Regions from separate parts of the Homo sapiens genome. Here region 1 is linked to region 2. A link is a loop called in an ENCODE intact Hi-C map of the cell type or tissue named here. Cell type or tissue: PC-3. All regions are shown on one strand. Each heading gives the region's core, and the rest is flanking DNA. Links, peaks and the distances in the headings are about the cores only. Region 1 overlaps HS2ST1 (heparan sulfate 2-O-sulfotransferase 1). Region 2 overlaps HS2ST1 (heparan sulfate 2-O-sulfotransferase 1).

The links. Hi-C counts contacts between places; a loop is a spot of excess contacts. Peaks named below come from ENCODE experiments on the same cell type or tissue, not always from the same donor. Only the 100,000 strongest peaks of a DNase experiment are listed, where the experiment ranks them.
Region 1: a loop joins it to region 2, with 4 times the contacts of the local background. A loop is called at or near these places in 3 of 110 quality-filtered maps.

What each region holds. Positions count from the first base shown.
Region 1 is chr1:86,985,676-87,001,654 of GRCh38, reverse strand. The region is part of intron 1 of HS2ST1 (heparan sulfate 2-O-sulfotransferase 1); the gene reads right to left. Among named protein-coding and RNA genes, the nearest start is that of HS2ST1, 79 kb to the right of the region's middle. In PC-3, for the core only: no CTCF peak of the experiment used is centred there; a DNase peak (open chromatin) is centred at 8,654; H3K4me3 peaks cover 748 bases; H3K27ac peaks cover 695 bases.
Region 2 is chr1:87,048,220-87,064,198 of GRCh38, reverse strand. The region is part of intron 1 of HS2ST1 (heparan sulfate 2-O-sulfotransferase 1); the gene reads right to left. Among named protein-coding and RNA genes, the nearest start is that of LINC01140, 74 kb to the left of the region's middle. In PC-3, for the core only: no CTCF peak of the experiment used is centred there; no DNase peak of the experiment used is centred there.

The DNA.
Region 1 (15,979 bases), core at 7,442-9,941, 62 kb after region 2:
GCAAAAAGAGTGAAACTTCGTCTCAAAAAAAACTACAATAGTAATACCACAATAACAACTTTTCATAAACAGTCTTTTTAAAAGTAATACTTTATTTTTAAAGTTCTTTAATTCTGAGCTCTAAAGTTCTAGAAGGCTCTTTTAATTTTCAGAGGAAAACTGTCTTGGACTTTTAGAAACCATTTAAATATTTGAAGTTTTATTAAATTTAGATTACAAATTTTCTCCTTCGCAGATAGCCCACATAAAAAATGACAGGGCAAGGAAAATTTGGAAAACAACCACTACAACAGACTTTTTTATCCCCCAAAAGTAAATAAAGATTTGAAACTTATAATATTAACAAAATTTAACCCGAAGATTACATGGTATTTTGGGGAGATAGGAACTTGGTTCAAAAAGATAAGCAATGGATTATGAGGAGTAGCCTGTGTACAGTAAATCCAAAGGTATTCACATACAGCACCTCTCTTCTCCTGATTATCTCCACACAACATTTTGGCATTTTGGAAAAATAAAGATTTTAAAATATTTTTGCTCTCATTTTTCAGCTATTTTTCCTATTTCTCAAAGTGATATACAACATTATCAGGGTTATATCCACTTGTATAAAAACAAAAGCTTTCTTCCATTATACTTAAGATGAAGCTTCTGGATACCTGACCACTACAAAGCAACAAACCCTGGAAACCAATATACTGCAGGCATTAATTTTGATTCTGAGGGACTGGTATCTTAAATATCTCTAGAACAGTAGGCATGTTTGGCTACTCCTCAACAGAAACTGAGGGTAGAACTGGTAAAATTGTTTCAGTAGTTATAACCCAGAAAACAGGGTAGTACTTTCCCAAGTGCAAAATTGTGTATGTTCCCACTGTGCTACATAGCTGAAGCATACAAAAGCTATAAAAGGTAAATGACTGTCATGCCCTATAAAGAAAACAATAGTAGAAAACATGCATAGAGTGAAACTGGGCAAAGTCTTACAAGCTTTCAAATGCACAACTCTAGATGTCCCCAACAATTGATTAGGGCAAACTACCAACTACATTCTACTCTTTGGATCATTTTTTTGGAACAGGAAGTCTTTTGCGTTAAAACTATTCACATGCAGTCTGATGCCAGACGCCACTTAGTCCAAGTTTTATTCCCTATTTGAAGTGGGCATAATTTGGAAATTTATCATCTTGGAGCTTCTGGACTTTAGACTAAAACTCAAAAGCTGAGAGATATGTTCTACATACTTTTTGGTAAGAAATACTAGAAACAGGCATTTAATTGCTGTGTCAGTTTCCATTACATTAAAATAAGGGGATGATAATCTTCAATGTTCCTTAGTCTTAAAATTGTGTTTTTTAAGTTAGTATTCCATTAGTTTACATTTGTATAATCCAATACAGCTTTAAGAAATGATTACCTGTACATTTGATAAGGTCTCAAGCATCAATTTTAAGTCCACTTCTTATGTACTTAAAGGTAAGACTACTCATTATTTGCTTTATAAGAACTGTACTACTTTTGGGATTTTCATTTAGTTTTTTTTTTTTTAATGAGTCAAGATTTGCTAGGAGTTGGTTACTACATAACCAACCCTGTTAACTGAAAACACAGAAACAAAAAAATTAATGTTTACATTCAACCAACAGGCAAGGTGTACTTGCTGGCATAACTATTTTCTCCCTTTTTTTGGCATAACTAATCATTTGGAATATTACTGCCATTTACAAAGAGGCATTCCAAGAACATATTTTATTGTCAGAAACTTTATTATCAGAAGTACAAATAACGTGGAAATAGAAAGTTGGGTTAATGACGTGAATTCCATACCTACTCTAGGGTTACAGGAACAAAGAAAGGAAAAATCACTGTGTATTAGAAAAGCTGTGAAAAGACTCTTGCAGAATATTTGACTTTACTAGGCCTAAAACAGATGTATGATTAACAAAAGTAAGTTGGGGGGGAAAGCATAATTTGAAAAGAATGACGATATATTCTTTTTGGATATGGAAAATGTCAGAAATATAAATTGAGTCAAATGGGAGAGAGAACAGACATTGGTTTTAAAAGTCTACAGAAAAGAGCTGAAACTGAAGATGTGTACCTAGATTATTAATAGATAAACAAAAAGAAAGGGATATAACAAATGACATGGTAAAACCACTAAGAAGAAAATAAAAGGCCAGGTGTGGTGGCTCACGCCTGTAATCCCAGCACTTTGGGAGGCTGAGGTGGGTGGATCATCTGAAGTCGGGAGTTCGAGACCAGCCTGACCAACATGGAGAAACCCTGCCTCTACTGAAAATACAAAATTAGCTGGGCATGGCGGTGCATGCCTGTAATCCCAGCTACTTGGGAGGCTGAGGCAGGAGAATCGCTTGAACCCAGAAGGCAGAGACCGCGGTGAGCCGAGATCGCACCATTGCACTCTGGCCTGGGCAACAACAGTGAAACTCCATCTCAAAAAAAAAAGAAAAAGAAAATAAAAATTATTGTTTCCAAAAAGAACAGATTATATCAGCCTCTAAGATATTCCTAGAAACCTTTTAAAATACCTTGATCTTTCATGCTGTGGTATACATTTTCTAAAACACAGGGCTCTTTCCCTTTGAGGGTTAACTAGATGAAGTATAAGCACTAGTAAATAAGCTTTTAGATCTGTAGATCTACACTTCTCAAACTTAAATGTGTATATGAATCACCTGAGCTTATTAAAATGCAGATTATGAGTCAGTAAGTGACAGCATGGGGGAGGAGGAGGATTCTGCATTTCTAATAAGCTCCCATGTGATGGCCAAAGAGTGCTAGTCCATGAACCACAGTTTGAGTAGCAAAGTTTTAGATGAATTTCTATAAATCAGCCTTAATATTAAATTTTTGGGAAAGTTGAAAAATATTACATTTATTGAATTTCATTGAAAAGTTCAATAGAAAATGCTTTAAACACAGCAAAAGTAAGATAAATTCTGATTTAAAGGTACTTCAGAAAGCCATATTAAATGTGTACGTGTGTGTATGGAAACAGAAGCCTAAAAAAATTCAAGATCTTGAAACATAATAAAATCTACCTTATTAAAAGCCATGAATAATTCCACTAAGAGAACAGGAATGACTGTTGTGCTTCTGTAGTAAAACCACTGTGAACTGTAAGAAAACTAGAGACATTATGTCACTCGAGACAATAAAAATTCGCTCAGTGTATTGCTTTATTTACTGCCTGGAAACTTTCTAGTGAAATGGACTTATTGACTTAGACAAGCATATTTGAGACAAGCATATTACTTTAAAAAATAATTCTCAGCAGTAGCTCTGTAGAAAATTCAATGACCTATAAAAAACAAGCTCCTGAATGCTGTATGTTCCTGTGGATGTTGAATGTATTTGGTCATGCATTAAATGTACTGGTCAATCCTGAGGACATTTTAGTACTTACATCAAATTTTCCTAAGCATTTAAAAGCTGTTTATATATAAGAACAAAGATATATTGGAAACCCTTAGCAAGATAAAAACAAAGATGACTTAAAGAATTATGTATGGACCAACACAAGGATATCCTTGACCTCTAAGTAGGTCTTACCTTCTGTAGCAATCTGGTACAGCAAGTGAAAAGTTAGTAAGAATCATATATTGCTTCATTCAGATAGTGGACAATTATGATCAAAGGTGTAATACAGTAGGCCTCCTTCATCTGCAGTTTCACGACCCATGGTTTTAATTATTCACAGTCAACCACAGTCTGAAAATATTAAGTGAAAAATTCCAGAAATAAAGAATTCAAAAGTTTTAAATTGCACACTATTTTGAGTAGTGTGATGAAATCGTACACCACCCTGTCCCACTCAGGACATTATTGTTCCTTTGCCAGTGCATTCATGCTGTATGTGCTACCCTTCCCTCCCCACCCACACAGTCACTTTTATCAGATTAACTGACACTGCACATAGAGTTCAGTACTAGCTGTGGTTTCAGGCATCTACTGGGGGGTCTTAGAACATATTCCCCATGGATAAGGAGGGGACTACTGTATTTTCTTAATTTAATCTCAAATACCTGAAGCTGTATTTGCATTTGGGACACAGCCTTACTCCTCCATATAAGATAAAGATCACAGAACTTAGCCTATTACTGTATTTCTTTAAACAAATTCTCTCATCTTTAGCTTTTAAGAACACAATTTACACAGGTGAATATATCATAAAGGATATACTTTTTAGATAATGGCTTCAGTGTACCAATTACTAGTTATCTTATGCATTCGAACTCAATCTGTATTTCAAAGTTGCTGAAATTTCTGCTCAGCTCTTAAGCCTCAAAGTCACTGTTATCAGATGGGTTTCCAGAAATCCTGCCCTGGGCCTGGGTAGTGATTAAACTACCATACTTGAAGGAGAACTTATATGCAGATATTATGTGCAGAATATTCAGTTCTCTGCAGTTCTCCTCTCACCCCCAACCCCCACGATTAGGCCTCCGTTACCAGCCTCTCTGGGCTCCTTAGCCATGTAAAACTCCTTCTTTTTGCTTGATCTCCATCTGGCACTGAGAATTAGAAAATTCCCTCAAGGAAAAGACCAGAATAAATATGGAGATCACTTCATGAGCTTCTCTTTTCTCAAGAATCACAGACCCTCAAGTCGAACCTACACCGGCTGCTCTCCAAGGCTTTCAAATAGCTGTTGTATATATATATATGGCCTAACGTTTATAAGGTTTCAGTAGGAGAATTCATTTGATACAAAGTACTCAACACAAAACCAGGCTTATTAAATTTCAGTTACTGGGATTTTCATTTCCAAAAGTTTTGTCTGGTTCCTTTTCAAATCTGCTATGCTGCTTTTTGTGATTTCCTTGGAGATATCTTCATATGTATTATAATTCATAAGCATAGTTATTTTAAATATGTGTCTAATATTTTTAATATCCCAAGTCTATGGAATTCCAATTCTGCTGTCTCTTTTTGCTGGTTCTCCTTCAGTTGTCTGTTTCTCCATATGCTTTGTTATCTTTGACTACTTGCTGGAAAATGTAATTGTAGGGGTTCACTGAGGTCTAGGATAATATGTCTCATCTGTAGAGGCTTACATTTGCTTTGGGGGACAGTATGAGACTGGACCATCTCCAGCCAAGATGGGCTACATGTACCTGCAACACAAATACTTATGAAAGGCAGTCTATGGCCATACTTCTGTTACTTTTTTTTTTTTTTTTTTTTTGAGACAGAGTTTCACTCTTGTTGCCCAGGCTGGAGTGCAATGGCACGATCTCAATTCACCACAACCTCTGCCTCCCGGGTTCAAGCGATTCTCCTGCCTCAGCCTCCCGAGTAGCTGGGATTACCGGGATGTGCCACCATGACCAGCTAATTTTGTATTTTTAGTAGAGACGGGGTTTTTCCATGTTGATCAGGCTGGTCTCGAACTCCCAATCTCAAGTGATCCGCCCGCCTCGGCCTCCCAAAGTGCTGGGATTACAGGCATGAGCCACTGTACCTGGCCTTTGGTACTTCTTTTAAAAATCTCTTTCCATTTCGTTTTCCTTTTCTGCACAGCATTAAACCATCCTTATCTACTGTCCCTACCTAGTTACAGGCTATCATTAAAAAAATGGCTATCTTTTTAGAGCTTAAGAGTTTAAAGCATTTAAATATTATATATTTTATCCAATATGTTGATCTAGGTAATTTAATACCTCATTTTAAGAAACCAGCCACCACTTGGTGCTTTCTCATCATCTTAATTATCACCTTTTCAGAGACCTTACCAGAGCACTGAATCTAAAATCACTCCACCAATCATTCTTTATCACTCTACCCTCTGTTATTTCTGGCATAGCACTTACTAGTCAATGAAATTGTCTTATTTACTTATTTTTTTTTGCTATCCCTAAAGAGAATATAAGCTCCAATGAAGGCAGAAGCTTGTCTCTCCTGTTTGGTATGTAATGCCAGAATTTATCTACCAGTTACTGACATAACTTCCTATAGATATTGAAAGAATGCATTAAGTCAATAAAGAAGATCACAAACCAGAGATCTCCTCACCTACCCCACAAAATTTCATTTCTTATGCATAGAAAAAAGAAAAAAAATTTCATTTCCTCTCTTTAGACAAACATACTATTTCTAACAGCTCAATCCCAAGTGTCGACATCTAATCCCCTTTCTCTCTTACTCTTCATGTCACCTCTATGTTGCCCAGGAATTGCTATGTAGTGACAGAAATAAAACATAATGTTGGTGTTTTTAAGAGTTTTCTAATATCACAGAGTGAAAATAATTCCAGATCAAATCCTGGTAAATTATTAATATTCATCAGAGCTCTTAAACACCAAGGTAATTAAACATGCAATATGGGTAACCATTTTTACACAGATATGTTAATGCTTAGGGTAAATAGCTTACATTAGACTTAAATTTTGACATTTATGTGCATACTTTTGAAAACAAATAGGTCAATTATAAAATCAAGTGTAGATTTTTGCTTTCATTTCCTAATTGAGAAACAAGAAATCCAACAGTTAAATAAACATACAGGTTTAGACTCTTTCATCTCAAAGAGCAATGACAAAACAGTAGAGGTGGGAAAGGAAGAAAAAAATCCTATAATTTTATGAAGTTCCAACTTTTTATTTTTGACACATACAGTACCCCTTATGTTTTTTTAAGCAAGCATTAATGAACTTTATTCTAAAGCAGTGTAATGCCACAAAAAGAGTTTTGTCATAAGAAAAGGATGATTTGAAATTTGAAATATTCACATTCCTACTCTAAGTACCCTTAGTTAACAGATTTCCAGAAAACTTCATTATTTAACAAAAGTATGTACTTTCTGTTAAATGAAGATACTTGGTCGATGTACTACAAATCAAGAGTGTTAAGCAAAAATGTTTTTTAGTTCATTAAATTCCTTAAGAAACAATATAGTTTTCATTCTGTAATAAGACCCTAAAACATTTTTACTTGTCCCAGAATTGGACTTAACCACTGAGACCCCACTACAAAGCCTCTCTCACTGTTAAAGATTAAATTGTACTTTATACTATCCTGAAACAATCACTATTAATTTGTTTTAAAGAAACAAATTGTTTAATTATCCTCAAAAAAAGGATAGTAACCTCTTTGTGTAACAAATTTCAATCTCATATTACAGCTCTGATCACAAGTAATTTTGTATTCTAGAATTGGCCTACACTCAGAGGTGTTTTCACTATGGGGCCTAGTAAACTGTAACAAAGCCAAGGAATTTTGTTGCCCATAATGAAGTTAAGAGAAACTTCATCTAATTTCTCTACATAGCATACACATACACCCACTAAAAAGCATTGAAAATAAAATGTATAAAACTGCATTATCTGTGGAACATTATCTTGCAGCTATACAAACACAAGTTTATCAAATTGCATCAGGAGGAAATGCAATCATACTGAATGGATTATATAATGATGAAATGATTATATTAAGCTTTCCCTCAGTGTGATTTAGCAAATGTGAATTTACATAAATGTACAATGATGCTTCATAGGTAATATAATTCACATGGAAGCAGGAATAAGGTGTTTTTTTTAACATACTTCTTAGAACACTAGATTTATAAACTGTTAAGTATCTGGAGGAAAACAAAATTTTCCTCTCTAAAATACTGGGGATTTTAGTTTAAGTTAAAAGCTTAACAAAACGGGCACACTTTGCCCACCCCTTCTCGCTGCCTTTCTCACCTAAAGCTAGGCCCCTTTTGCAACACTGCTTATCAGCTCAGAGACAGCAGTAGTAAATATGTGTTCCCATATTACCCCACCTTTTGGAAGCCTGAAGATAAATCTTTTTTGTCTTGTCACTATATAGAATTTCTGGCTTTTTGTTAAGATACTATTTAAGCAAGTCCCCCATGCCACTGCCTTGAAAGAGATACACTTTTGAACTGAGGCCTCTCCCAAGTGATAGGTACAGCACACTTTAATAAACTTCTTTTTCTTTTGTTAATCTGACTTTTGTTTTCAAGAGAATGTCTCAACTAAAAATCTAAAAATGGAAAGAAAATAAATTATGTTTTCAACCCTATATATCCATATAGTATTTTTATATGGTACTGGTAATGATACAAGGACACTATCTATATAGAATCTAGCTGAGTCATATAGTAAACATGTATCTTACTGATAAGAATGCACTTACAAAGCCTCTAAGGAGAGGGTAACTAGTCAGCTTTTAAATTATCTATAAATAAAGAAAACAAAACCTTAAAATACTATGCTTCAGCAGACATGTAAGCAGGAACAACCCCCCGCCCACCGCCCCACCAAAGTCAACACTGCTGTATTTTTCAAAGGGAAACAATTTTGATCAAAGCACTAGATAAACATATGTAATCAATATGGGGTACCCCCCTGCCAAATCCTATTATCAGTTTTTAGATTTCTAAGTATGGTTGCATACATTACAAACTGTACCTTTTATCACAGGGGATTTAAAAGCTTTTGAAATGAAAGTCAGTTGATGAGGGTTTAGGACATGCTACCCCAAAATACAGTACCTGGCATACTGAATACTTCGAGATGAATGAATTTGATAAACAGCATGTACAGGAAAGACTTGGTGACCTTCCCCTGATGCCAGTCATAAGACTCTTCTGTGAGAGGTACCCTCCCCACACTGGGAGGAAAGGAACATAGACACAGACGCCAAGAAGAATGTGAACAAACAGGCCTTGCTAAGTTTCCCCCAGTTTATTACAGTTAGCTCATACTTTTTATCTTATTAAATTCTTCTACAATCTTCCCCTTCATCAAAACTAGAATAAAAACACTCAGGTTCAGCTACTTCAGGTCTTCATTTCCTTATGAAGGCTCCTGTGTCAAATAAAACTTACGTTAACTAAATTTGTACGGTTTTGTCTTGTGCATCTGTCTTGTAAAGGGCCCCAGCCAATGAATCCAAGACTGGTAAAAGAAAAAGATATTTTTCTTCCCCTATACGGTGCATAAAAGAAACAAAAAATTTGCCAGGTGCGGTGGCTCATGCCTGTAATCCCAGCAATTTGGGAGGCCGAGGCGTGCAGATCACCAGAGGTCAGGAGTTAGAGACCAGCCTGATCAACATGGAGAAACCCCGTCTCTAAAATACAAAATTAGCCAGGCGTGGTGGCGCATGCCTGTAATCCCAGCTACTCGGGAGGCTGAGGCAGGAGAATCTCTTGGACCCGGGAGGTGGAGGCTGCGGTGAGCCGAGATCATGCCATTGCACTCCAGGCCTGGGCAGCAAGAGCGAAACTCCATCTCACACACACAAAAAAAAAAAAGAAAGAGAAAATTAAAGTGTTACAAACTCCAAGTAACCCAAATTTTCAGCGCATGAGTTATTCAAGATGAGAATGTTAAAACCTACTCTTTTTAAGGCTTAAATCAGCAGGACCAGTTTTGAGGAAGACAATTTTTTCACAGAACAGGGGTGGAGGAGTGGGGGAATTTGGGGGTGGGGGTAGTGGTGGAATGGGGAGTGGGAGGAGTGGTTTTGGGATGAAACTGTTCTACCTCAGATTAGATTTTCTTAAAGAGTGGAACCTAGATCCCTTAGATGCGCAGTTCACAATAGGGTTAACAGCTCCTGTGAGAATCTAGTGCTGCCACTGATCTGACGGGAGGCAGAGCTCAGGCGATAATGCCACTCACCTCCTGCTGTGCAGCCCGGTTCCTAACAGACCACAAACCAGTACCAGTCCGTGGCGCTGGGGTTGGGGACCCTTGGCTTAAAGTATATTTAAGCCATTCTGATTACTAAAATGTGTCTTCTTTCTTAGAAAGAGCATTTTGTACATACTTTATCCTCTTCTATTAATATGTTAATGTGAGTAGTAAAGAGCCAAACTACACTAAGCATACATTTTCTCACTTAATCCACACAGCAACTCTGTGAGGTACAAGTCTTATCTCCATTTTGCAGATGAGAAAACAGAGCCTTGGAAAGTTTAAGCTTCTTACCAAAGGAAGTGGCATACTTGAGATATAAGCTTAGTATGTTTAACTCAAATATAAGCTCTTTATGTTGTTAAATTAAGCATAGCCTGAAGCTGCCTCCTCACCTATTTTAGGTTCAGCCTAAAGGTTTCTGGATATAGTGAACTATAACCTAAGTAGATGTGTAAATACATTATAACCTACTATTGTACCAATTACAAGGCTTGGCCAATCACAGGAGGCTACCTATTCAATCCCTGTTCACATAAGGCAAACACCAACCTGTAACCAATACAGCACTTTCTGTACCTCACTTCTGTTTTCTGTACGCATTTTCCTTTTTCTGTCCTTAAATATTATCTGACCATGTGGGAACCCTAGAGTCACCCTGAACCTATCATGTTTCATGTTCAGGGGGGCTACCAGATTTGCAAATCATTCCTTGCTCAATTAAACTCTGTTAAATTCGTCTAAAGTCTTTTTTTGTAACAGATGGCATCAGAGTGGGACATGAAGTGGAGCATCTAGCAAGCCCCAAGAGCAGCCAGTGACCAAGAGAAATACCCACTGGGCCCATTCTGTCCATTCCTCTCTCACAACAACCAGAGACTGTGGGTAAGTTCTCTCAGTGGAGCTTCAGAATCCAAGATTTTGCGGTTTTGAGCTATACAGGTTTGAGTAAATTTTTTATCTGAACTTGGTTCAGAAGTCACAACAGAAACTGGACAGGGTCCAGCTGGGCACTCAGGCCTATAATCCCAGCACTTTGGGAGGCCCAGGCAGGCGGATCCCCTGAGGTCAGGAGTTTGAGATCAGCCTGACCAACATGGAGAAACCCCATCTCTACTAAAAAAAAAAAAAAAAAAAAAAATATATATATATATATATATATATAAAATTAGCCAGGCATGGTGGCATATGCCTGTAATCCCAGTTACTCGGGAGGTGAGGCAGGAGAATCGCTTGAACCTGGGAGGTGGAGGTTGCGATGAACCAAGATCATGCCATTGCACTCTAGCCTTGGCAACAAGAGCAAAACTCCGTTTCAAAAAAAAAGAAACTGGACAGGATCCAATAATTATCTGGATTGAATCTGGCTAGAGGCCTTAAATATCTGACTGGGTCAAACAAAAACTGGCGATAAATGGCAATACTACAGGGGTTACAAACTCTAGCTTTTGAAAATTCACAGGGATTTATTTATTCTATCCCCTTTGATCCTTTTTCTTGCATGCTTAGGTAGGAAAAATCACTGGCTAAGCTGATCAAAGAAATCTGAGAGGCAAAACCAAGATTCAACGTAAAAATGTGATGCTTAATTTCTGAAGAACTGAGTACTCTACCTTCTAGCTACATCTACATTTACACATAGAACGTTTAGGCCCCAGAAGCAGCAAATGTTCACAAAAAATGGCAAAGTCATACAAACAACAATCTTAAATTACTGTGGAATGTTCCAAATAAACAACATTGCATTTTAAGAACTGCATTTAAAAATAAGTTCTCCGAATGCTTTTACACTGTTTATGGGAGTGTAAATTAGTTCAACCATTGTGGAAGACAGTGTGGCAATTCCTGAAGGATCTAGAACCAGAAATATCATTTGACCCAGCAATCCCATTACTGGGTATATACTCAAAGGATTATAATTCATTCTACTATAAAGACACATGCACACACATGTTTACTGCGGCACTGTTCACAATAGCAAAGACTTGGAACCCACCCAAATGCCCATCAACGACAGACTAGATAAAGAAAATGTGGCACATACACCATGGAATATTATGCAGCCATAAAAAGGATGAGTTCACGTCCTTTGCAGGGACATGGATGAAGCTGGAAACCATCATTCTCAGCAAACTAACACAAAAACAGAAAACCAAACATCACATGTTCTCACTCATAGGTGGAAGCTGAACAATGAGAACACATGGACACAGGGAGGGGAATATCACACACTGGGGCCTGCTGGGGGCTAGGGGGCTAGGCAAGGGATAGCATTAGGAGAAATACCTAATGTAGATGACAGGTTGATGGGTGCTGCAAACCACCATGGCACGTGTATACCTATGTAACGAACCTGTATGTTCTGCACATGTATCCCAGAACTTAAAGTATAATAATAAATAAATAAGTTCTCCTGAATTTGGCTGACCCAAGGATGCCTATTGATGTGCAGAAGCTTCTAAAAATGTTGCAATATTTTTATTGCTTCTTTTGAAAGCCTCTTTATAAAAAGCAAATAAAAAGCTTAAGGAACTAGTTGATTTAAAAAAATTGAATCTGCAAATCTTTTGGCTAAATTACTATACTGTCCTGAATGTGAAAATAAAGGTGGATAAAGTGTTTGCTAATAGAAGGTAAGCCCTCAGGTAAAATAGGCTTGCTTCTTTATAAGAGCTATCCTTGTGGAGTCCAGGTAGAGAGAATACTTTCTTTGCCCTATTAGTTAATGGGCTTAGCCCTAAGCTCAGTCATTTTAGTTAAAAAACCATAGCTAAGTTATAAAGACTGTCTACTGAACTAAATTGGTCTCTAAAATACACCTTTCTGTCTTTTAGCTGGCTATTTTGAAACATGTTTATAAAAGAAATCTACATCTATAAAGGAAATCTCCATTTTTAAGGGTGTCTGCCTCCGCACCAGAAAGAAAGGGAGGACTGAGTAGTGAAACTCTTACCATTAAGATCACATGCCCAGAAGGTGTCTTTGACCGTTTCCCATGAATGATCAGTCTCGTTATAGGAATACGGGGTGATACAGAAATCCGAAGTATTCCAATCGCACTGCATTTGCATGTAATGTTCGAGACTCACTACCCAATCTCCAAGCCAAATAACAGACTGTCTTAAATCATTAATTTGATTAGCCAATTTTTGATCAATGCCTTGTTGAGAATTCCACATTTGGGTGGAATTGGCTTGCCAATCATTAACAAAATGACCCGTTTGAATAGATTGATGTAACGCCATTCCGGCAGTAGTGGCCAGTGCAGTGACTGTAATTAGGCCAATGATCACAGCGATTAAAGTGAAAACAAATCTCTTAGCTCTTTTTAGAATTCGCTGTAACATTTCATTAATTAAATGTATTGAGGAGGAGGATTCCCAAGGTCTGGGCAAAGCTACCAGAATCCAGATTCCTTCTCGAGCTCGAACCAACATTACACTTTTTGTGGAGTCAAAATGAGAGTTAATACAAGTGTATAAATGACAATTAATGCACTGGACAGTTTGTCAAAATTTTGGTATTTCCCACTAACAGCATGTAAGGAGGCTTAACACAACTCTGTATGGGAACAGTCAGGTTGGAGGTAAGCAAAGCAGAATGTCTGGATCTACGTTGATACTGAGAGAGAGGGACGGTAGCGGGGACAACAGACAGAACAGTGTCCCCTTCCCATACTCGCAGTCCAGACATGGCAATAGCCAATTTCCAAAGTTCTGGGTGTTCTGGGCTCAGTGGTGGCTTAAATTTACATAACAAGTCTTCCCTTTGCTACATCTTTCCTTGTTTGAGCAAATGATGGCTCCATCAGTCATCAGAAAGTTTAGAAAAGGCTATTTTTAAAAAAACTTACTTTCCATCTTCTTGATGTAACTGAAAAAGAAAACCCTTTCATTTTCCCACAGATCTTCATCCCCACTGCAAATGGAGCTGAGGTGAGAGAGACCAGCAACCTTTATTTGGATCAGCATGGACGAGGAGTCTCTCTCATCCTGGACATATGAATTGTAATTGAAAAAATGAATGGTGATTCAGTGGCCACAGACAAAAAAGGTAAAAAGGGAAGATTTTCCAAAACAGCCCCAATTTCTTACAATATCTGGTGTCAGTTCTTACCTTCTAGTTGAATAGAAATGGTTGGTTTCTTTGAATGGTTGCTGTAGATTAAAATTTTAAGTGTCATGAATTACAGGCATGTTCCTGCTACAGGGCCATTTGACTTGTAAACAGCAAGACAATGATGTTCCTAGAACAAAGTGAATAGAGACAGACTAACAGGAGATAAGATCAGAAAGGTAATGGCAGAGTCAGACAGTCTATTGCAGTGTGGACCACTGAAGATTTAGGTCAAGGAAGAGGCAAGATAATCTGCAGCCAGATCTCCAAAATGATCTGGAACCTGGGGTAGGAGCTACCTGACTCTGTGGCTTTCAGAACAAAGCATTATTATCACCTCCTTAGGCTGATTCTGCAGTATGGTTTTGAGAACCTTTCCTGGAAGCTCAACCTGCTCCTTTAGCCCTCCTAACAATTCTCTATGCTTTAAAATCTTGCTGAAACTAGCTACAGTAAATTCTTTTGCCTGCAAATAAGAACCCTAGTTGGGCCAGGCATGGTGGCTCACACCTGTAATCCCAGCACTTTGGGGGGCCGAGGCATACGGATCACGAAGTCGGGAGTTCGAGACCAGCCTGGATGACATGGTAAAACCCTGTCTCTACTAAAATACAAAAATTAGCCCGGCGTGGCGGCAGGCAGTGGGCACCTGTAATTCCAGCTACTTGGAGGGCTGAGGCAGGAGAATCACTTTAACCTGGGAGGTGGAGGTTGCAGTGAGTCAAGATCATGCCACTGCACTCCAGCCTGGGCAATAGAGTGAGACTCTATCTCAAAAAAAAAAAAAAAAAAACCTGGCTATCACAACCTTAATAGTGGTGGAAAGCGTGTAACAGTAGCTCTGAAATCAGGGAGGGAAAAAAGCAGTCCCAGGCAGAACAGGGAGTATCTACCCAGGCCTATGGTGAGTGACAAAATGCAAAGGTCATGACAGTTAGGTGGTGTTATTATTTTTCTATGACTGTCATAACAAATTACCATAATTTGGTGGCTTAAAGGAAAACAAATTTATTATGTTACTGTTCTGGGGATGAGAAAACTAAAACGAGTCCCACTAGGCAAAAATCAAGATGTCAGCAGGGCTGTTTCATTCTGGAATCTCTAGAGGGAGAATCCATTTTCTTGCCTTAACCAGCTTTTAAATGTTGCCCTAATTCCTTTGTTCATGCTTCCCACTCCTCCATCCTCAACACCAGCAATGGCTAATAAAGTCTTTCTCAAATAGCACTTTTGGGTCCCTCTTCCACAATTTAAGGATGCTAGTGATTACCACTGGGCAATGTAGATAATCCAAAATAATCTTATTTTAAAGATACCTAATTAACAACCTTAATGTCATTTGTTATTTTAATTCTCCTTTGGCACGTAAATTAATATATCCACAAATTCCAGGTATTAGGACACAGACATCTTGCAGGGAGGCGGATTATTCTGCCTACTACAAGTGAGAGAATCGGAAGACTGGCTGGTTAATAGCACGTTTCGATAGAACAATTTTCAAGCAATAAGATACCAACCTAGTGGAACTTAATGCAGCCCTGAAGCTGACAAAGTATAACTAAGAAAACTGTAACAAAACACAGTCCAGAAAAGGCCTTTTCTGTTATAAATTTACATAGATAAATATTTATATAAGAAGTTACTTGAAAATAAAACCCACTGATAAACCTTAAATCACATACTTAAGAAAATCACTTTTAATAAAATAAATTAAGAAGGAGAGTAAAATAATACTTAGCAAATACAGCAGATAAAATAATCCTGATTGTAACAAATTGGGGCTGTTCTGGAAAATGTGGGAGATTAAAAAAAAAAAAAAAAAGAGGCCAAGCTCATTAGTGTATTACTAACAGGTAATGATCACATTAACATGTCAAGCAAAGCTCACACAATTTAGGTGATTTTATAAAAGAAGAATAATTTGTGTTTTTTCAAAAAACAAAAACACAGGTGTCAATTCCTACCTTCTAGTTGAACAGAAATTGTTGGTTTCTTTGGCTGGTTGCTGTAGATTAAAATTTTAAGTACCATGAATTAAGGTACAGTAAGGGGGAACAAGCATGTAGTAAAAATATCATAAAAGGTTTAGAAGTTTTGGCCTTTGAAAATTTTTTCTTACAGATGAAATCTCTCTAAACTAAGGAGAGTAAGATTGCCATTTATGCTCCTGCCAGGTATTTTTCAAG
Region 2 (15,979 bases), core at 8,254-10,753:
TTCTCTGTAGCCAAAGGACCAGGAAAGGAACAGCATAGCAAGATAGAAAGCTTAGATAATAACCACTCTACAGTAGCCAATTTCATAGGAAAAACCGGCCCCCCCACCAACTGTACAGGACAAGTAGGGAGCCTAGACTTCCACCCTCACAATGCCCAATATCCCTGATGGGGTGATGTCAGAGAAGGCCAAGTACAGGGTCAGGACTTTCATCTCAGACAGCAGGTAACAAGGCACCTCTGCAGTATCAGTGGAGTCCAAGCAAGGAAACAGAAGATTATAATTAGACCCAGAGTCTTATAATACAAAAATGCTCAGGTTTCTATAAAATACTTATTCATCATACCAAGAACCAGCAGGATCTCAAACTCAATGAATAAAGACAATCAAGAAATGACCAACACCAAAATAACAGGAATGTTAAAATTTATCAAAGACTTAAAGCAGCCACGATAAAAATTCTTTAATGAGCAATTATGAACATGCTTGAACCAAACGAAAAAAATGGAAAGCCCCAGCAAATACAATCTCAGTAGAGAAAATGAAGATACAAAAAAAGAACCAGGCCGGGCATGGTAGCTCACGCTTGTAATCCCAGCATTTAGGGAAGCCGAGGCGGGTGGATCATGAGGTCAGGAGTTCAAGACCAGCCTGGCCAACAGAGTGAAACCTTGTCTCTACCAAAAATACAAAAATTAGCCAGGCGTGGTGGTGCATGCCTGTAGTCTCAGCTACTCAGGAGGATGAGGCAGGAGAATCACTTGAACCTGGGAAGCAGAGGCTGCGGTGAGCGGAAGTCACGCCATTGCACTCCAGCCTGGGCAACAGAGCGAGACTTTGTCTCAAAAAAGAACCAAATGGAAATACACGAACTAAAATAAAAAGCTCAGTGAATGGGTTCAACAGCAGAATGGAAGAGATGAAGAAAAGTTTAATGAACTGAAAGAAAAAACAAAAGAAATTACTGAACCTAACAGCAGTGGGAAAACAGACCAAGAAAAGGAGAAACAAAAACAAACAAGAGCTCAAGAAACTGTGGTCTAGAACAAAAGATCTAACATTGGTGTCACAGAGTCTTAAAAGAATAGGAGAAAGAAAGCAGGGTTGAAAAGTGCTCAAAGAAATTATGGCTGACAACTTTACACACTTAAAAAGAGACATAAACATTTAGATAGAGAAGCTGAACAAACTCCAAATAAGGTAAACCCAAAGATATCCATGTCAAGACATATCATAATCAAACTTCTGAAAACAAAAGACAAAAAAAGTCTTGAATGCACCTGTATGAAGCCTACAAGAGAAAACTGGATTAACAGCAGATTTCTTATCACGAACCATGGAGCCAATAGGAAGTGGCACAATGTTTTTCAAGTGCTGAAATAAAATAATCGTATACCTAGAGAAAATAATTTTCAGGAATGAAAGGGAAAGTAACTCACATGAAAGAAAATTAGCATTTATTGCCAGTAGACCTACCCTAAAAGACTGGCTAAAAAAACTCTATAAATAAACAAAAAGGAAAAGATAAAAGAAGAAATCTTAAAACATCAGAAAGAACAAACAAAAAAATGGAGAGTAAAAATATGTGTAAATACAATAAACTTTCCCTTTCCTCTTGAGTTTTCAAAAGCAAGTTTGACAGAGAAAGCAAAATTATTACGGCATTCTGTGATGTGGCTCTAAATGAAGGCAGAGCAAATATTTAAGACAATTACATTGTAAGTGAGGGAGAATAAAAAGACAAAAGTGGAGGTAAGGTTTCTATACTTCACCTGAATTGGTAAAATGATACCAGTGAACTGACAGGTGACATTTATATAATAAAATATGTAAAACAAGCATGAAAAAGACTATATAAAGACATTAAACTCAAATCAAAATGCAATTCTAAAAAAAAATATAAGTAACCCACAGGAATGCAGAAAGAGAAAACAGAAGTGAAAAAAACAGAACAGAAGACAAATAAATAGAAATGTCAAGGGAAATTTTAAAAATACATTGACATGAATGAAAATGAAAATAAGCAAATCAAAATTTGTGGGACACAGTTAAGGCAGGACTGAGAGGGAAATTTACAGCACTGTATGCAGACTTTAGAAAAGAACAGTCTCTAATCAATAATCAAAGAAGATATACAAATGACTAACAAACATGAACAGATGTTCAACATCATTAGTCACTGGGACATGCAAATCAAAACCACAACAAAGTACCACTTCATACACACTAGGATGGCTATAATTAAAAACAGATAAACCAAAAACTTAAAAAAAAAAAAAGAGAAAAGAATAGGAAAATAACAAATGTTAGTGAGGAAGTGACAAATTGTAACCCTCATACATTGCTGGAGGGGATGTAACATGGTGAAGTCATGATGAAAAACAGTTTGGCAGTTTCTCAAAAAAGTTAAACAGAATTACCAAATACCTCAGTAATTCTACTCCAAGGTATATACCACCCCAGAGAACTGAAAACAGGTACTCAAATACTTATAAATGTTTAAAGCACTAACTCACTATAGCCAAAAGGTAGAAACAATCCAAATGTCCATCAACAGATGAATGAACAAATAAATTGTGGTACTATATACAGAGCAATAGAATATTATGCAACTATAGAAAGGAATGAAGTACTCATATATGTTAGTAATACAATATAGATGAACATCAAAAATATGCTAAGAAGCCAGATACCGAAGGTCATATATAATTAGATTAATATGAAATATCCAGAATAGGTAAAAATGAAACAGTATATATTAATATATTGGTGGTTGCCAGGGAATGGGGGGAGGGAGAAATGGAAAGCACCCGATTAACGGTGATGGGGTTTCCTTTGGAGTAATGTTTTGGAACTAGATAGAGATGGTGCTTGTACAATATTGTGAATGTTCCAAATGCCAGTGAATTGTTCCCTGTAAAATGGCTAACTTATGTTTGTTTCACTTCAAAAAAATTACCAAATATTGAGATCTTATAATACAGGTTCATTTTAATAATAACATTAAAAACAAATTATAAAATATTTAACTGTTTATAAATTAGTCATTTATTCTCAATTTAACAATATTTATTGAGTATCTTCATGTACAATAAATTTTTGTAGGCCCTTATTAGACACATCTTTTAAACAAACATAATGCTTCCACATTAAATATATGTTAATCCTTAACATTCTGAAAATACATTACAAAATAAATATCAAATTTTCTTTCACAACTTCATCTGTGATAAGGTTCTCACTAAAAATATATTGGAGTTAATGCTCCTGAGATGATCTATTAGATAAAAACATTAAAGTAATTATTAAATACCCCATCAATCCAAAAAACACCAATTCTTTTCTTTTTGTGTTATTGCTAAGGTTACTACGTTAAAGGAATATGAGTTATATTTTACTAAATGTACTTGCCAAGCTTGGCTATGGCTATACTTTTCTACAGTTATTACATTAATTTAACAATGTGAAATCCTTATAAGTTATAACCTTCTTTTATTATCAATCTGAGAAATACACTAATCACCTACATGAAAAAATAGTATTGGTAATAGCTAACATTGAATTCTCACTATGCTTTAAGTGTTTTATGTATATCATCTGTTACACCCATGCTGTGTTGTGGTTTATATACATCATATCATGAGAGGCAGAATTATTATCCCCATTTAAATAAGAAAACTGAGTCTCTTTAAGTGATCACCAGCTGTTTACTGATGTCAGGATACCATTACAGGTCAATGTGACTCTAGAGCTCATGTTCCACATTATACTGATTGTCTGAGATTTTGTCTATTTCTATTATAGGAAGAGGTAGAGCCTTATAGTTAAATACAGCACTACAATATTATAGAACTACCTTTTTTTTGCAAATGCCTTTTAAAATTATTTGATATATTTTATTTTGGGATTGCAAAAGCATTTTGCAATTGTTTCCTGCAACATTCCTTTGAAATAGGCATGGTAAATAAGTGAAACAGAGGGACAGAAGATGGTTGTCTTCCAGGTGCTTAAAAGAAAAACATGCTGTACTATCTTTGCAACTTCCTGTGAATATATAATTATCTCAAAATTTAAAGTTATAAAAAACCACAACCAAAGCCAAAAACAACATAATTCTTGATATCATTCCCCAAATTAGTAATTGTATAATATTCTAGGTATCATTCTTGAATAGGGAAAAAAAATCACAACATACAAAGGTTTTACTTATTTATGGGTTACTATATGGATTGTAAGGTCTGAAGTAGGTCCAATATAGGGCCTAAGTTTTTCTTTAAATGTACCAGAATAAGTATAGAGATGAGACCTATTATTCAAATTGTAAGTAGAATCCTCTCCCAATTCACAGTTTAGAAAAACACCAATTTGCCTTGATTGTACTGACCAGAGTCAGATTTACCTGCATCCATCTTTTGGGAATGAAACTCCCAGAGCATTTTTGGGAAAAAAATTCTTTTACCAGACGCCCATAGCCTGTTCACCCTAGCCTCTTACTTCTGTCTGCCAATAACACCTGCACCAAGTATCTATTTTTAAAATACAAAATATCATAGTTAAAAATCATAGGTGAGCTGACTTCAAGGCTTCTTTCTTTACTCATTTCAGTCACTTGAAATAAGTACGCTGATACAAAATGGGGAGTCCAACTATACATGCTTTTCCTTTTTCTTGAGCTTTATTAAGACATTAATCTCATCATCCCTCATCTCTTTATAAATTTCTCAAGTGAACTGTTCCTATTTTCATAGTCTATCTTGTACAAAATTGAACAAATGCCACTGTAACAAATGCCATAAGTAAGAACAAAATACTTCTGGATCCAAGAATTGGAGAAAAACCTTCTGGAAAATACACTGAGTAAGTTCAGCCTTAAAAGGACAGAGCTGGCTTTCAAGATGTGGGGATGGCTAATTGGAGAAGGCATAAAAGCCTGAGTAGTAGCACAAGCTGATAAACAACAAATATACTAGCATAATGATTATAATATTAACAGTAATGTGAAGCAGCTGCAAAAAAACGTATGGCAATTTTAGGCTGTGCCAATAGGTATATAATTATCAGTGTAACAAGTGCTTCTACTTTGAGCCTTTACTGTGAGCCAGGAACAATGCTTCATATTTTATTCATTTTTTATTTTTTTGAGACGGAGTCTCACTCTGTTGCCCAGGTTGGAGTGCAGTGGTGTGATCTCGGCTCACTGCAAGCTCTGCCTCCTGGGTTCACGCCATTCTCCTGCCTCAACCTCCCGAGTAGCTGGGACTACAGGCACCTGCTACCACGCCTGGCTAATTTTTTGTATTTTTAGTAGAGATGGAGTTTCACCATGTTAGCCAGGATGGTTTGATCTCCTGACCTCATGATTCCCCGCCTCGGCCTCCCAAAGTGCCAGGATTACAGTCGTGAGCCACCGCACCCAGCCAACGGTTCATGTTTAAATGTACATTACTTCACCTAATTCTTGCAATAATCCTATATGGTAACATTACGGAATTTAGACTCAGAGATATGAATTACAGGGGAAAAAAGTCAGAATTCACACCCTCATCTGTCTGATACCAAAGCTTATACTCCTAACCAAAACACAGTAATTAATGTTTCAAGTCACAGGAAGGAACAGTTCCTAAGAAATTTGTATTTAGTCACACAGGGCTATTATGTGTCATTTCAGGCACACGTTAAAAGCTAGAGTACTCCAGAATGGGAATGAGCTGGATGGATCATGCCACATAAAAAACTTAAAAAAAAACAAAACAAAACAGTGCACTTAGCTAAGAGAAAATCCATAAAAATGACTAACAGTCTCTTGAAATACTTGAAAAGTTATTGTGAAAAAGAGGCAGAATCCTTTTTGTAGCATTACTCCAGAAAAAAAGATATGACTGTGGCTCAAGAGAGAACGGGCTTTCAAATAATTAGTAGTGCAAAGTAAAGACACAGGCAGTTTAGGGGGTGGTAAGTTATTAGTCTCTGGAGATACTCATATAGAGGTTGCATGAGGACCTGTCAAAGAATGATGGAAAAAGGATTCCTGCACTGATGAGAGCTGAAATCAGGGGACCTCTGGATTGCATAACCCTGAGATAAGTTCCATAAAGCTATGCTATCAATTTCTCCTCTACAGTACAGATGTGTTTTTGGACTCCCTCCACCCACTCACCCCGAGGCTAAAACAAAATCGAAAGAAGCAGAAATAGAGAGAGAAGCAGGCCAGTAACAACTGGGTGGGAGGAAGGGAGTAGGATGCCTACTTATTCTCCCACAATCCTATTTTATTCAGTTTCACCCAGATGTATTTGTTTAGCTTAAGACAAAAAATACAGTTTTTTTTCTCTCTCTTTTTCTTTTTTTGAGACAGAGTCTCGCTCTGTCGCCCAGGCTGGAGTGCAGTGGCATGATCTCAGCTCACTGCAAGCTCCGCCTCCCGGGTTCACGCCATTCTCCTGCCTCAGCCTCCTGAGTAGCTGGGACTACAGGCACCTGCCACCACGCCTGGCTAATTTTTTGTATTTTTAGTAGAGATGGGGTTTCACCGTGTTAGCCAGGATGGTTTCGATCTCCTGACCTCGTGATCCACCTGCCTCGGCCTCCCAGAGTGCTGGGAGTGAGACTTTGTCTTTAAAAAAAAAAAAAAAAGTGCCTTCTGGGTGACAAAGAAACCTTCCAGGCAAAGGGAAGAAGCATGAGCAAAGTCCTTGGAGGCACAACACTGTAGAGTGCATATAGGCCCTAAAAGTGGTTCTTAATAAGCTTAGAAGATAGGAGAAAAATTAAGGGCAAGGTAAAACATAAGGCAGAAAAGTGGGCAGAAGCCAGATCACAGTGTCTTAATCACCATATTAGGAATATGAACCATATCCTATAAGCCAGCATTCTGAAACTTGCTGGTCTCAGAACCTTTTATACACTTAAAGATTGTTAAGGACACCAAAGAGCTTTGGTTTATGTGGGTTACATCTAGCAACAGCACATTAGTAATTAAAATTGAGAAACATTTATTAACTCACTTTAAAATAACAATATGACATGTCAGCATAAATGACATGATTTTGTGAAAAAATTTTCCAAAAGCAAAAAAATTTAGTGTAACATATTTTTGCAAATCTTATAAAGTGTCTGGCTTAATAGAAGACAACTGGATTTTCATATCTGCTTCTCCATTCAAAATATTACCATATATTATTTGGGTTGGAGTCAATGAAGAAAATCAGACTCATATAGATACAGTTGGAAAAGGAGTACTTTAGTAGCCTTTTCAAATAATTGGAAATATTCTTTTTCAATTCTACACTAAAACCTAGTGTTAATTTCTTAAAAGTTAACTGCAATGTGATAGAAAACCATATTAATGAATATACACTATTCAAGTTCATATCAGTGAATATATACTGTTATATTGATATACTTTGCACTGTCATTTGAAAAATATTGGTATACGGAGTTATGCAGATCCTCCAAATATTAATACATTAGAATTGTATAATAAAAATTATACAATTTAAAAAATCACATTCATTATAACACCACCAATCTCAGAGAAGTCTAAGTATTGGGAAACTGTTATGTTCATAGCGGCAGATACAAGTTTTTTTGAATTTTATAATTGGCAACTAATACTGTCAACTATTTTCCTTACAGCGACAAGTTCACTTCATTCATTTTTGAGAAAATATCTCCCAACTACACAAGTCTGAATAAACATAGTTTGTGTGTTGATCATTCTTTCAAGTAAAAACAGTGTTCTATGAAAAAAATTGCCTTGTTGAGCTTGCAACTTGTCTTAATCTATTTTCTCTTGCTATGACAGAGACCAGGTAGTTTATAAAGAAGTTTCTTTAGCTTCTGGTTCTTTAGGCTGGCAAGTTCAAGACTGGGCAGCCACATCTGTTGTCTTCTGGTAAGGGCTTCATGCTGTATCAAAAAATGATGGAGGAATAGAAGAGAAACTGACATATGCAGAAAATAGCGCAAACACGAGAGGCAATCTTGCTTCATAACAACCTGATCTCATTGTAACTAATGTAGTCCTCAGAGAGTGAGGACTCACTAACTCCCTCAAGACTGTACTGATTCTTTCATGAGAGCAGATTCCTCATGATCCAAATGCCTCTTAAAGGTCCCACCACCTCTCAACACCATTACAATGGGGACCAAGCCTCAACATGAGTTTTGGTAGAGACAAACCATATTCAAACCACAGCACAACTCAATCACACAAGTGCTTTACCTCAAGACAACCTCTGTACTCTGGTATGCAGAAGTGCTTGATGTACTTTATATATTGTGACAGAATATTAAGGACATACACAAAATAGTCAATATTTAATAAAGTTATTGCTTTCTGACGGACATTCTTATGTGAAAATGGCTTTTGAGGGTTTGGGCTGTTAGAGAAAGGCAGCAAAAAACACAATGCCTACTAGTACAGTTTGGTACCACCAATGCTTTTTACCATAAGGACAAATGTCAACTAGTGAAAAAGGCAACTAACATCTTAGAATTATTATGAAAATGATTGTGAACTATTTTGTGAAAGCCCTAAAGGAGTCTTAAGCATCCCTATGGTACATGGACTGCACTTTCAGAACAACTTCTATAAGCGATAAAGAGCCATTTTTTTAAAGAGTTTTAAGTAACCCACGCGGGACTTCTACAATGCAAGATTTTATAGAGTGATAACGCTTACAGTTGAGTATCAATGGCCTGAAGACATAGTGAGGATTAAGACTTGAAGGAAAGCAACTGCAGTAAGGAAGAAGCATGGGGACTGGAAGGAGATAGGTTAATGGGTTAGAGGCTTAGGTGACAAGAGTAGAAGACGGAATTGGAAGTGGCTAAGGTACTGTCTCTAGGCTTCTTTACTGAGGAGGAAGATGGTACCATTCAGTGAATTTGAGAATTGGGGAAGGAAGAATAAATGGGGATGAAGAAAGGAATTCAGGATAGTTTGTAGTCTACACTGAAGTTCAAACTGAGAAATCAAGTATGTAGCTGGTCTGTGGAAGAGCCCATTTTCATAAGGCTTTATTTCAAGCTTGTGTAAGAACAATATCCAAGCCTAACAGGTCTAGGGAATAGGATGGGGAGGGCACAATGGCAGAAAAGTTCTGGATTAGAATGTAATGTGGCATCTGTTCCCTCCCAGCCCCATGAATTTCCAGATATTTATGTGTTTGAGTTTTTAGAGAAAGGGAATGCAGGGAAATGATTAAGGAGCTGTTTCAAAGAAGGGCTTTGTAATATAAAGGGGGCACTGTATTAATTAGGGAAACATCAGCTGTTGTAACGAAATCTCGATTGTTTACTACACAAGAAGTTTAGTTCTTGCTCAAGTACCAACATGAGTGTTTCTGGTTGGCAGACAGCCTTTTATGCAGTAATTCAAGGAATTATGCTCCTTTCCTCTTCTGACTTTGCCATTCTCCACAGTACCTTGAAGTCTTTTGATCCAGCTGGCCGATAGAGTGCAGAAAGCACAACCATTTCTTAATTATCTTGGCAAACACTAGTCATATGGCCCTACCTAGATGCAGGGGTTGTGGTGAGAAATTTAATCCTTGGTGGGCAGTTGCTTCCTAGCAATAAAAACATACTAGAGGAAGAAATGCATGAATAGCTGGTATATAGTTTGCCATTTCTTCACACAGGCACATAAAGCAGGTTCACAAGTGATAAAGTATGACATTACTGAGGACATAAGAGAACTTTCTCCATTTCTACATGAAATGTGACATCAATCTTAGCACCATGAAGGCTCCCATACTTTCTGGCATTTCCTCTTGGGGAAGCAGCAGAGATGATGATGCTTGATTAGAGATAGTTGTTCTATGGACAAGGAAGTAACCAAGCAGATTCTTATGGGTAGAGGGGAGTCTGCTTTTTAAAAAACAAACAAAAAAACCCACATGAGATATCTCTAGAAGAGTTTCAGAAATATTAGAAAGGAATTTCAATGGAGAATGAAGCCCTGTGCAAACATCTAGGGTAATGGCCAAAATAGGCTATTTGACCTATTATAATAATGAAAAATAGGCTATTAATGTAACTCTGATTCCATATGTATTTACAGGGTTAGTATGAGGGAGAGATTTGGATTATCAGTTTCAGACACAGTGAGTTTCATGTGCCCATGGAACATCCAGGTAGTAATATGTAGGTTACAGAAGATATACATCTCAGGAGAAAGTTCTGAACTAAAGATAGAAATTAAGAGTCACAACACAAAGGCATCAGCTGATGTAAAAGGAGTAAATGAGATCATGAAGGTACACAGTTAAAAAAAAGAGAATTTTATTTTTATTTTTAAACATCAAAAGAGAATTTTGAATTCATCAGCTTTTGGTTCTAAATATCTGTATTACCAACATTACCTATAACATATGTGCAATACAACCAAAAACAAATCTGCACTATCACTGCAAGATCATGTACTAATCTATTAAACATTTTAAGTGCTTTTGACCATGTTGTCCACTTGTAGATACTCAAAGTATACTGCAGCAGATAAATGCTAGTTTCATGTCTTACTGACATGCCTTTAAAATGTTTTTTGAAGGACTCATGAGTTTTGCAACTCACAAAGCACGCAGCTGGACCTTACTACTAAGAATGCATTTAACTAAAATCTCTGCTAGCATTTTTTTCCAAAGTAAAACTAAACATAATATTGTAGAAGATGTGAAAAAGGTTGAAAGTAAATTATTCAGGAAGACATTAAAAAATTTTTAATGCACATACTGGTGGAAAAATAAAATAGGAGTAAATTATATATAAGCTTTGTAATTCAGCTAAAATATTAATTTTGATATTAAACTGGTAGGAATAATTCAGAGATTTCCTTAAATTCTTAGCACAAGTCCATACTGCCATTAAAATAGATGTGCTTTGATTGTTGAAATATCATACCAAGAAGATTAAAGCATTTTCAAAATCAAGAAATGCCAGAACTGTCTACAAAGCTAAATTATTTTCACACTTCAACAACTGCACCTGGTGCTCCACTCACTAGTAAGTAAAAAGAATAAGAAGTAACTAGGATTCAACTCCAGCTGGGTTTGGGTATCATTAACGAAAACCTAATGCAGCAGCTGTTGAAAATTAGAATTAGCAATGCTGAAAACTTGCTATTATTTTACTGGAGTTTGATATGCATCATATTCTAAAGCAGTGGTTCTCAAACTGAGCATGCATCAGAATTACTTGGAGCATTTGTTAAAATACAAATTCCTGCCTTCCCACATTCCCTAGCTACTAATTCCAAGGACTAAGAATTTGCCAGTCCAGTTCCCAATGCTGATATGATGGTCCAGGAACACTTTGAGAATCGGTGTTCTAGAGGGCATTTCTGTTGGCTTATTAAGAAGACAGATATAGAATATTATCTTTTCCATGTAACTAATTAATTGTACCCCATTAATTGGAATTTTAGATGTACCTTAGATCTGTGAAAAACAACGTAATGGTATAAACTAGTTGTGAGGGTATTCTGGTCATCACATCCATTACCCTTTAACTCATGGCACTGATTCTATTGGACTAACTGGATTTCCCATCTTCCTCACTGCTCGCCACCAACCACTACGTCTCCTAAGGCTAGTCAGTTCCTCTTTAAAGCATGCTGTACCATCATTATGGAAAGCACAAGTGAAATGTTTACATTGTTCTTGAGCATAAACTGTTACAAAACCCTGTGAAAATGCAACATTAATTAATTCTGAATCATGGTCATTGCCCCACACCCTTTTAAACTGAAACCATTTTTGGGGTACAACCAAGAATTCAAGAACCATGTTAAAGATATTCATCTAGGAACATTCACGTATATATGAAGAAATTCTGATTAAACTACAAGTTCCAGTCCTGGCTTACTAGTTAAAAACTGAAGTTCAAGTAGATTGTACACTACCCATTGTTAAGACTAAAAAAGTGAGTTAAAAAAAAATTTTTTTTGAGACAGGGTCTCGCTCTGTCACCTAGCCTGCAGTGCAGTGGCATGATTAGGGCTCACTGCAGCCTCGACCTCCCAGGCTCAAGTGATCCTCTCACCTCAGCTTCCGGAGTAGCTGGGACTACAGGTGTGCGCTATCATGCCTGGCTAATTTTTGTATTTTTTGTAGATACAGGGTTTCAGCATGTTGCCCAGGCTGGTCTCAAACTCCTAGGCTCAAGCGATTAGCCCACCTCAGCCTCCCAAGATGCTGGGATTACAGGTGTAAACCATTGCACCTGGCCTAAAACTTTTTATATTTTACAGCTTTGTATCTTCTGAGAAACTGTTATAGCTTTTCAGTTGAATTTGTATTTTTCATGAATCTTTAAAAATTAGTCACAGGTATTAATATTCTAAAGATGTTCTTTTTTAAACATCGATTTCCAAAAACTGTCTTCCTTTGCATTTGTCTTGTGTAACAAAAAAGAACCATTATTCAGGATCCTGTAAACTACAATTCTTTACTAGTGACACTTCAACATGCCCACAATGCAATGATAATTGATATTCTCAATAATGACCAGTAAAATGCTGGACAGTTGTTATCAATCGACAAAAACTAATGCTTGACCATAATTTGAGTTTTAATTGTGTTTTACTGAATTTTAATCATATGAAACAAGTGTAAGAAAAAAATTCTCAAGTAGAATATTCTTTATTTTGCAGACTACTGAACATTTACTATACAATAGACATTTTAATATCTACTTTAAAATAATTTGTTGATCTTTACATACCCTATATATTAGCTTTTTAAATCCATTAATATTTTTGGCTTATTTTCCTATGCCAGAAATAAAATTATGATCATTATGAAAAGGTATGGGTTGATAAAATTAATGGGGATAAGGCAAAGTAACTCAAAACTGTTTGTTCTATTGTGAGTTACTCTGCCTCATCCCCATTAATCTATTTGAATTAGGCAACATAAATTTAAGTACATTCTAATTGAACACTGGAACCAATCAAACCACGAAAACTGAAAAAAAAAAATCATGTAGAATTAACGTGACTTTTTGGGGGAGGAGAGCATAACTTGTTTAAAAGCTACTTCTTTCTCTGAAAGAAAGGTGATGACCATTATTACCCAGTATACAGCAGACACACAAATTTGCTTAATAAAAATAATATAGCATACTAAATTAAACCATATGGGAGACAGAGTTCTTCACTCCACAATCTAAGAAATATTAAAAGGAAGTGAAGGATAATGTTAAAAGTGAAGGTTTGAGGTGATTTGATCTCTACTAACCTAATGTTACATATAGCACAGTCAAAGCTAAAGCTCCATACATGTCAAGACTGTTTAGTATAATATTCTAGGTATATCACACCTGACTAATCCTCAGAGGTTTTTTCCTGTAATGGTGCCAAGACTCTGTAGGAGAAAGTGATAGTGGCAGAAAAGTCAGAGATTAAAGTGGTCAGATAAGTAGGGCAGGACCATGATTTCTGACCCTAGAGTAATCTAAGAATCACATGGAAAGTTACATTACCTTAAAATAGATTACAGGGTATAACAAATTCCATGGGACTGGGGAATCTGTATTTCTTAAAAGCTCCCAAGGTGATATAAGAGCAAGTAGTCTAAAATCAATAACAAACAGAAGATATTAGAAAGCAACACTGGAGTCAACATTTGTTGACTCTGGTTTGTGACCCTGTGGGTACCATTCTCCATTTTACCCTTTTATAGCTAAAATTTTACAGGAGTCTCTGTAGCATAATCTCTCATATTTGGAGGCCATTTTATTTCTAATGTAGTCCCAGTTTACTTCCCAATTTTGGCTTTTTCTTGGTGGCCTAAGATAACCTAGAAATAATAAGTCTAAATAAAACAAAGTTCGAAAAATAAAGAAAATAGAAATTTTAGGAATAAGATTACTTGATGGGATCTATCAAATTATTCAAATTCTTAAATCTTAATTTATAATTACTAACATTTATATTTGCACATTAAAAGATAATGTACTAATTATCAGGATCCATACACACCATAGAAAAGGCTGAGATTGTCAGACTAGATAAAAAAGCAAGATTCAACTATATTCTGACCACAAGAAAACCACTTTAAATGAGAGAAACATTAAATAACTTAAAAGCAAAAGGATGAGAAAAGATATATCACATTATCACAAATCAAAAAAAGCTGGTGTAGCCATATTCATGACAAATGGATTTCAGAGTAAAGAATACTGGCAAAGATAAAAAGGATCATTTCATAATGATAAAGGGGTCAATTTATCAAAAAGACATAACAATCCTAAACAATTTTGTACCTTTATAAGAGAGTTTTAAAAACATATGAATTAAAAGCTCACAGGAAAAACAGACAAATCTGCAAGTATAATTAAAGATTTCACCATCATGCTCACAACAATTGATAGTAAACAGAAAATCACTAAGATACAGCAAATTTGAACAATATCATCAACTAATTAGCCAATTGGCATTTAGAGACCACTCCATCCAGAATGCAGATACACATTCTTTTCAAGTGTACATGGAACATTTGATAAGACAGACCATATTCTCAGTCATAAAACAAGGTTCAAAATATTTGAAAGTACTCAAATCATACAAAATATATTCTCTGACTAAAACAGAATTAAATTTAAAATAACAGAAAAGACATTTGAAATGTCCACAAATACTTGGACTAAATAACACACTTCAAGTAACCCACAGGACAAAGAAAAAAACAAAAAGGAAAGTAGAAAAGCATTTTGAACCTAATAAAACAAAAACATCAAAATTGTAAGATGTAACTGAAGCAGTGCTTTTAGGGAAACATACAGCACTACACGATCATATTAGAAAAGAAGGCAGTTCTAACACCAGTGACCTAAACCACAGCTAGTTCTTTGTGCCAAAAATAAATAAATAAATAAAAATAAAACTGATAAACTTCTAGCCAGACTAATAAGAAAAAAAAAGGGAAGATACAAATTATTAATATCAGAAATGACAAAGGAGAGAATACTACAGACAATAAAAGAATATTATAAGCAACTGTAGCCAATAAACTTGATAAATTGCTAAATTCCTTGAAACACAAAAATTAACGAAGCTCACAGATAGCTAAACAGAATAACCTTTTAAATCTATTAAATGTATAGATAAAAAACCTTCGCACAAAAAATGAAAACAAATCTTTCTCACAGATAAACAAAAGGCCCAAATGGCTTTAGAAAATTCTACCAAACAAAAAAAATACCAATACCAAAAATACCAACATAAGAAAACATCAACACAAACTCTTGAAGAAAACGCTTTCCAGTTGAGTCTCTGAAGCCAGCCTTTGATACCAAAATCAGACATGAAATCCCTTATAGAGGCAAAAATTAACAACATTTAGTGAAATGAAAGGACAATTATCATACCTATGTAGTTTATCCCAAGGATACAGATTGGTTTAACATGCAAAAGTCAATGTAACTTACCTTATTAAATAAGCTAAAGACCACGTATTCATCTTAATACATGCACATAAACAAAATCCAACATCAATTCATGATAAAAATCTCAGCAAACTGGGACTAGAAGCATGATAAAAATCTCAGCAAACTGGGACTAGAAGCATGATAAAAATCTCAGCAAACTGGGACTAGAAGCATGATAAAAATCTCGGCAAACTGGGAATAGAAGGGAACTTCCTCAAACTAATAAAAGGATATCTGTAAAAATGTTCAGCTGGTATCATACTTTACTGAAAGACAGACTGGATACTTTCACCCTAAAACCATGAATGAGGCAAGGATGTCCACCCTCATCAGTTTTACACAACACTGTCTTGGAGGCTCTAGCCTGTGCAATAAGGCAAGAAAAAGAAAGGCACACAGATTAGAGAGCAAGAAGTAAAACTGTCTTTTGTCACAGACAGCATGACTGAATGCGTAGAAATTCCAAAAGAATCTAATAAAAAAGCTACGAGAATTAATGAGTTTAGCAAGGTTGCAGGATATAAAAATCAATATACCTAAATCAATTGTA